Linked DNA regions of Mus musculus: region 2 is linked to region 1. Evidence: chromatin loops called from intact Hi-C (ENCODE). Cell type or tissue: left cerebral cortex. All regions are shown on one strand. Links, peaks and the distances in the headings refer to the core of each region. The heading gives the core; the rest is flanking DNA. Region 1 holds the start of Vmn1r27 (vomeronasal 1 receptor 27). Region 2 holds the start of Vmn1r20 (vomeronasal 1 receptor 20).

Region 1 (2,824 bases), core at 33-2,532:
TCCATGACAGACAGCAACTTTAGGAACAGGCACAGTTTGCTGGGGGAATTCACATGGAGACTGGGCTGTACATCCATTACATATGTGCTAGGGACATTAAAGTTTAAAAGAAACAAACAGTATTTTAGAGAAAAATAATTGGTGCTGTACAGAATGAATCCTTATAGCCATCTATAAGTCCAATTTCAGGATATTGCATGACATATCACCTCTGCAGGTAGCAGGAATGTACACATAGATACATGCTGGCACAACAACACTCATAGGTATAAATAAATAATAAATTAATAGGTTTTTAAAGAAATGAAAAAAATGTTTTATAAAAATCTCTGGTGGTGCTTTGAGTACATGTTTTTCACCATAATTATTATTCTGTTATCAGAACCGATTTGTACCAAAGGACTAATTGTGGGATAGGCATACATCAGAAACTTCTGAACCATCAGGCTGACTGGATCATAAATCCACAACAGAACTGATGTGGTTGAGATGATGAAGTCCACCCAGTACATGACCACAAAGAAAATCACCAGCAGCAAGATAGTCTGGGTGGCTCTTTTCTCAGGGGATGCTCTCAGGTGCTTGATGCTATGAAGGTGCTTGCACTGCCTCTGATGTCTATACAAGATAATCACCATGTATGTACTTGTGGTTAGCATCATTCCTACAAGAAATACATCTCTGGAGGTTGTCACTGTAAAAATGAATACCCTGATGATGGAGTTCATGCGGAAGAGTAAGCAGGATTTAGTGATCTGCATCTGGTTAGTCTCACTCACATTAGTAAAACCACGAACATAGAAGATCCGGCTACTACTGTATGAAAAACTGAAAGACCAAATACATAAGAAAACATAGACCATGTATTTTCTTAGTTTCTGTTTAAATTTTGCCAAACAAGAAGTACTGGGAGTGATTGTGACAGCCTGGAACACACTCAGGAGGCAGGTGGTGCAGATAGAGAGGCATCTCATCACCCTGCTTATGTAAAAAGTTGCCTTACATTTGAAGTCATTATTAATATTCAGTGACTCAAATATGTCTGTAAGCAACAGGTCCCCTCCAGTGAGGCACACCATTATATGAATGAAGGTCAGCTGACAGGAGATCAAGTCTGTGGGCTTAGGTCTGTGACCTACAATTATGAAAATATAGAAGCAAAGAAGAGACATATTTGCTAGGACTCCAAGTCCAGCTTGGAAATAAAGGACATTCTTGAGTGAGAACATAAGTAAAAATTGTATTCATCTTAAGAGCATTGTAGAAATTTATTTCAAATATCTGAAAAAAATAGAGTATACATCAAACTTTTGATACACTGGATAATAAGACTCTATCCTCATTTCATTTTTCATACTAGTTGATTATTGGCTTGTCTTTTTAACTTTTGATGTTCCAGATTTTACATCATTGTCTACATTTCTACATGCCCTCCATGTATCTCCTGTATACTTACCATATTGTGAACAATAAATTTATTCACACATATTTAGACAGAATTCATAATTTGTGAGCCTGTAGTGCCCCCTAGTCTCATGTTTTAGAAATCCAGCCCTGTTGATTTAAATTGACTCGTTTTATACTTAACACCTAAAACAGTAGTGATGAGAACAGATAACACATTTGTATAACTGAATAAAACTTACGTTGATATGGAAAATAGTCACAGAAAATAACAAAAAAATATTGAGGGGAGGCTATAATTTTACTGTGCTCTATTTTGTTCAAATACTTTTGTTTTATCTCATAATTCTAATGAAAGCATGGTGCTAATTCATGATAATCCCACTATTTTAATTAGCAAAATATCTTCCTCAATTCATCTATTTTTATGTTTCTTTTTAATAAATCCATAATCTGCATTTAAGACTAGATACAGTTGGAGACCACTAAAGTATACTTTCCACATCCTATTACCATTAATTATCATTATAAATATTCATAGATGGCACTCAGCTTAGTTCCCATCTCATCACCTTTTATGAAGCTGGACTTCAGGTTTAAAAAGCCTGACTCCCAGCTACCATGGCAAACACTGTTTTTCTCTTCCTTTTGAATGGAATTGTAAATTGCTAATATAATCAGAAGTTATGTCTTTTCAGCCATTCGTATTGACATTTTACCTAACTACCACTTTCTTCTCTATTTATCTTCCTACATTCTCTAGGTATCCCCCCCCACACACCTCTCCTATTTTCCTGTTGAGATACTTGTACCCTGCAATTCTGCTTTCTATTGCTCCCACCCCCAACCCTATCCTGGCAATGGTTCCGTTTTCCTTTTCTGTTTTCTGTAGTTACCATGTAATCACACCTGAACATGTATCATTTGGAGCCTCCAACAAGATGAAACATGTGGTATTAAAAGAATCACCATTTTCCAAACATTATGACAAACATGAACTTGTGGAAGATTTTGAGTTTAAAACAGATTCCTTCCCATGCAATAGAAAACAAAGTCTCCAGTGTTATCATACGTCATCAGCACTCACACATGTTTTATAGATGCACTCAACAGTCTTACCTTTAGTGCCCATGTTTATTATTTGCCATGATTACCAAGATCAATTTATTATGGGACTAATTTAATTTACTACTTTAAAGTCAGCTTGTGTTAGAGAAATAGAAAATAACTATACTGGCCCAGATTCTTGTGAGGAAAGGTGAGCCTAATTATATTTTCAACTTCACTAGTATACTCCATATATATAGATACACACATGCAATCATGTGTAGAAATAATGCAAAAGATATTGCCCGAGACTATCCTATAACATATCCATGAATATGATAGCATAAATCACACATTTTATATTTACATAATA
Region 2 (2,824 bases), core at 95-2,594, 780 kb before region 1:
GCTTTACAAGATTAAACTTTTTAGGAAGAAAAATTATATAAATATAAAATGTGTGATTTATGCTGTCGTATTAATGGATATGTTATAGGATGGTCTCGGGCAATATCTTTTGCATTATTTCTACACATGAGTGCATGTGTGTATCTATATATATGGAGTATACTAGTGAAGTTGAAAATATAATTAGGCTCACATTTCCTCACAAGAATCTGGGCCAGTATAGTTGTTTTCTATTTCTCTATCACAAGCTGACTTTAAAGAAGTAAATTAAATTAGTCCCATAATAAATTGATCTTGGTAATCATGGCAAATAATAAACATGGGCACTAAAGGTAAGACTGTTGAGTGCATCTATAAAACATGTGTGAGTGCTGATGACACATGATAACTCTGGGGACTTAGTTTTCTATTGCATGGGAAGGAATCTGTTTTAAACTAGAAATCTTCCACACAAGTTCATGTTTGTCATAATGTTTGGAAAATGGTGATTATTTTAATACCACATGTTCCATCTTGTTGGAGGCTCCAAATGATACATGTTCAGGTGTGATTATGTGGTAACTACAGAAAACAGAAAAGGAAAACAGAACCATTGCCAGGATAGGGTTGGGGGTGGGAGCAATAGAAAGCAGAATCGCAGGGTACAAGTATCTCAACAGGAAAATAGGAAAGGGGGGCTTCCAAGAGAGTGGAGGAAGATAAATAGAGAAGAAAATGGTAGTTAGGTAAAATGCCAATACGAATGGCTGAAAAGACATAACTTCTGATTGTATTAGCAATTTACAATTCCATTCAAATGGAAGAGAAAAACAGTGTTTGCCATGGGAGGTGGGAGTCAGGCTTTTTAAACCTGAAGTCCAGTTTCATAAAAGGTGATGAGATGGGAACTAAGCTGAGTGCCATCTATGAATATTTATAATGATAATTAATGCTAATAGGATGTGGAAAGTATACTAGTGGTCTCCAACTGTATCTAGTCTTAAATGCAGATTATGGATTTGTTAAAAAGAAACATAAAAATAGATGAATTGAGGAAGATATTTTGCTAATTAAAATAGTGGGATTATCATGAATTAGCACCATGCTTTCATTAGAATTATGAGATAAAACAAAAGTATTTGCACAAAATAGAGGACAGTATAATTATAGCCTCACCTCAATTTTTTTGTTATCTTCTGTGACTATTTTCCATATCAATGTAAGTTTTATTCAGTTATACAAATCGGTTATCTGTTCTCACCACTACTGTTTTAGGTGTTAAGTATAAAATGAGTCAATTTAAATCAACAGGGCTGGATTTCTAAAGCATGAGACTAGGGGGCACTACAGGCTCACAAATTATGAATTCTGTCTAAATATGTGTGAATAAATGTATTGTTCATAATATGGTAAGTATACAGGAGATGCATGCAAGGCATGTAGAAATGTAGGCAATGATGTAAAATCTGGAACATCAAAAGTTAAAGAGACAAGCCAATCATCAACAAGTATGAAAAATGAAATGAGGACAGAGTCTTATTATCCAGTGTATCAAAAGCTTGATGTGTACTCTATCTTTTTCAGATATTTGAAATACATTTCTACAATGCTCTTAAGATGAATACAATTATTACTTATGTTCTCACTCAAGAATGTCCTTTATTTCCAAGCTGGACTTGGAGTCCTAGCAAATATGTCTCTTCTTTGCTTCTATATTTTCATAATTGTAGGTCACAGACCTAAGCCCACAGACTTGATCTCCTGTCAACTGACTTTCATTCACATAATGGTGTTCCTCACCGGAGGGGACCTGTTGCTTACAGACATATTTGAGTCACTGAATATTAATAATGACTTCAAATGTAAGGCAACTTTTTACATAAGTAGGGTGATGAGATGCCTCTCTATCTGCACCAGCTGCCTCCTGAGTGTGTTCCAGGCTGTCACAATCAGTCCCAGTACTTCTTGTTTGGCAAAATTTAAACAGAAACTAAGAAAATACATGGTCTATGTTTTCTTATGTATTTGGTCTTTCAGCTTTTCCTACAGTAGTAGCCGGATCTTCTATGTTCGTGGTTTTACTAATGTGAGTGAGACTAACCAGATGCAGATCACTAAATCCTGCTTACTCTTCCGCATGAACTCCATCATCAGGGTATTCATTTTTACAGTGACAACCTCCAGAGATGTATTTCTTGTAGGAATGATGCTAACCACAAGTACATACATGGTGATTATCTTATGTAGACATCAGAGGCAGTGCAAGCACCTTCATAGCATCAAGCACCTGAGAGCATCCCCTGAGAAAAGAGCCACCCAGACTATCTTGCTGCTAGTGATTTTCTTTGTGGTCATGTACTGGGTGGACTTCATCATCTCAACCATATCAGTTCTGTTGTGGAGGTATGACACAGTCATCCTGAGGGTTCAGAAGTTTTTGATGTATGCCTATCCCACAATTAGTCCTTTGGTACAAATCAGTTCTGATAACAGAATAATAATTATGGTGAAAAACATGTACTCAAAGCACCACCAGAGATTTTTTTAAAAAGATATTTTCATTTCTTTAAAAAACTATTAATTTATTTATTTATACCTATGAGTGTTGTTGTGCCAGCATGTATCTATACGTGCATTCCTGCTACCCGCAGAGGTGAGATGTCATGCAAAATCCTGAAATTGGACTTATAGATTGGCTATAAGGAATCATTCTGTTCAGCACCAATTATTTTTCTCTAAAGTACAGTTTGTTTCTTTTAAACTTTAATGTCCCTAGCACATATGTAGCAGATGTACAGCCCAGTCTCCACGTGAATTCCCCAGCAAATTGTGCCTGTTCCTAAAG

What was found. Hi-C counts contacts between places; a loop is a spot of excess contacts. Peaks named below come from ENCODE experiments on the same cell type or tissue, not always from the same donor. Only the 100,000 strongest peaks of a DNase experiment are listed, where the experiment ranks them.
Region 2: a loop joins it to region 1, with 3 times the contacts of the local background. A loop is called at or near these places in 9 of 42 quality-filtered maps.

Annotation. Positions count from the first base shown.
Region 1 is chr6:58,214,789-58,217,612 of GRCm38, forward strand. Vmn1r27 (vomeronasal 1 receptor 27) reads right to left here and starts at 1,229. Exons shown (of 1, transcript NM_134436.2): 1 at 318-1,229. The coding sequence starts at 1,229. The coding sequence ends at 318. In left cerebral cortex, for the core only: a CTCF peak has its summit at 1,533; a DNase peak (open chromatin) is centred at 1,525.
Region 2 is chr6:57,430,076-57,432,899 of GRCm38, forward strand. Vmn1r20 (vomeronasal 1 receptor 20) reads left to right here and starts at 1,616. Exons shown (of 1, transcript NM_001101533.1): 1 at 1,616-2,527. The coding sequence starts at 1,616. The coding sequence ends at 2,527. In left cerebral cortex, for the core only: a CTCF peak has its summit at 1,322; a DNase peak (open chromatin) is centred at 1,342.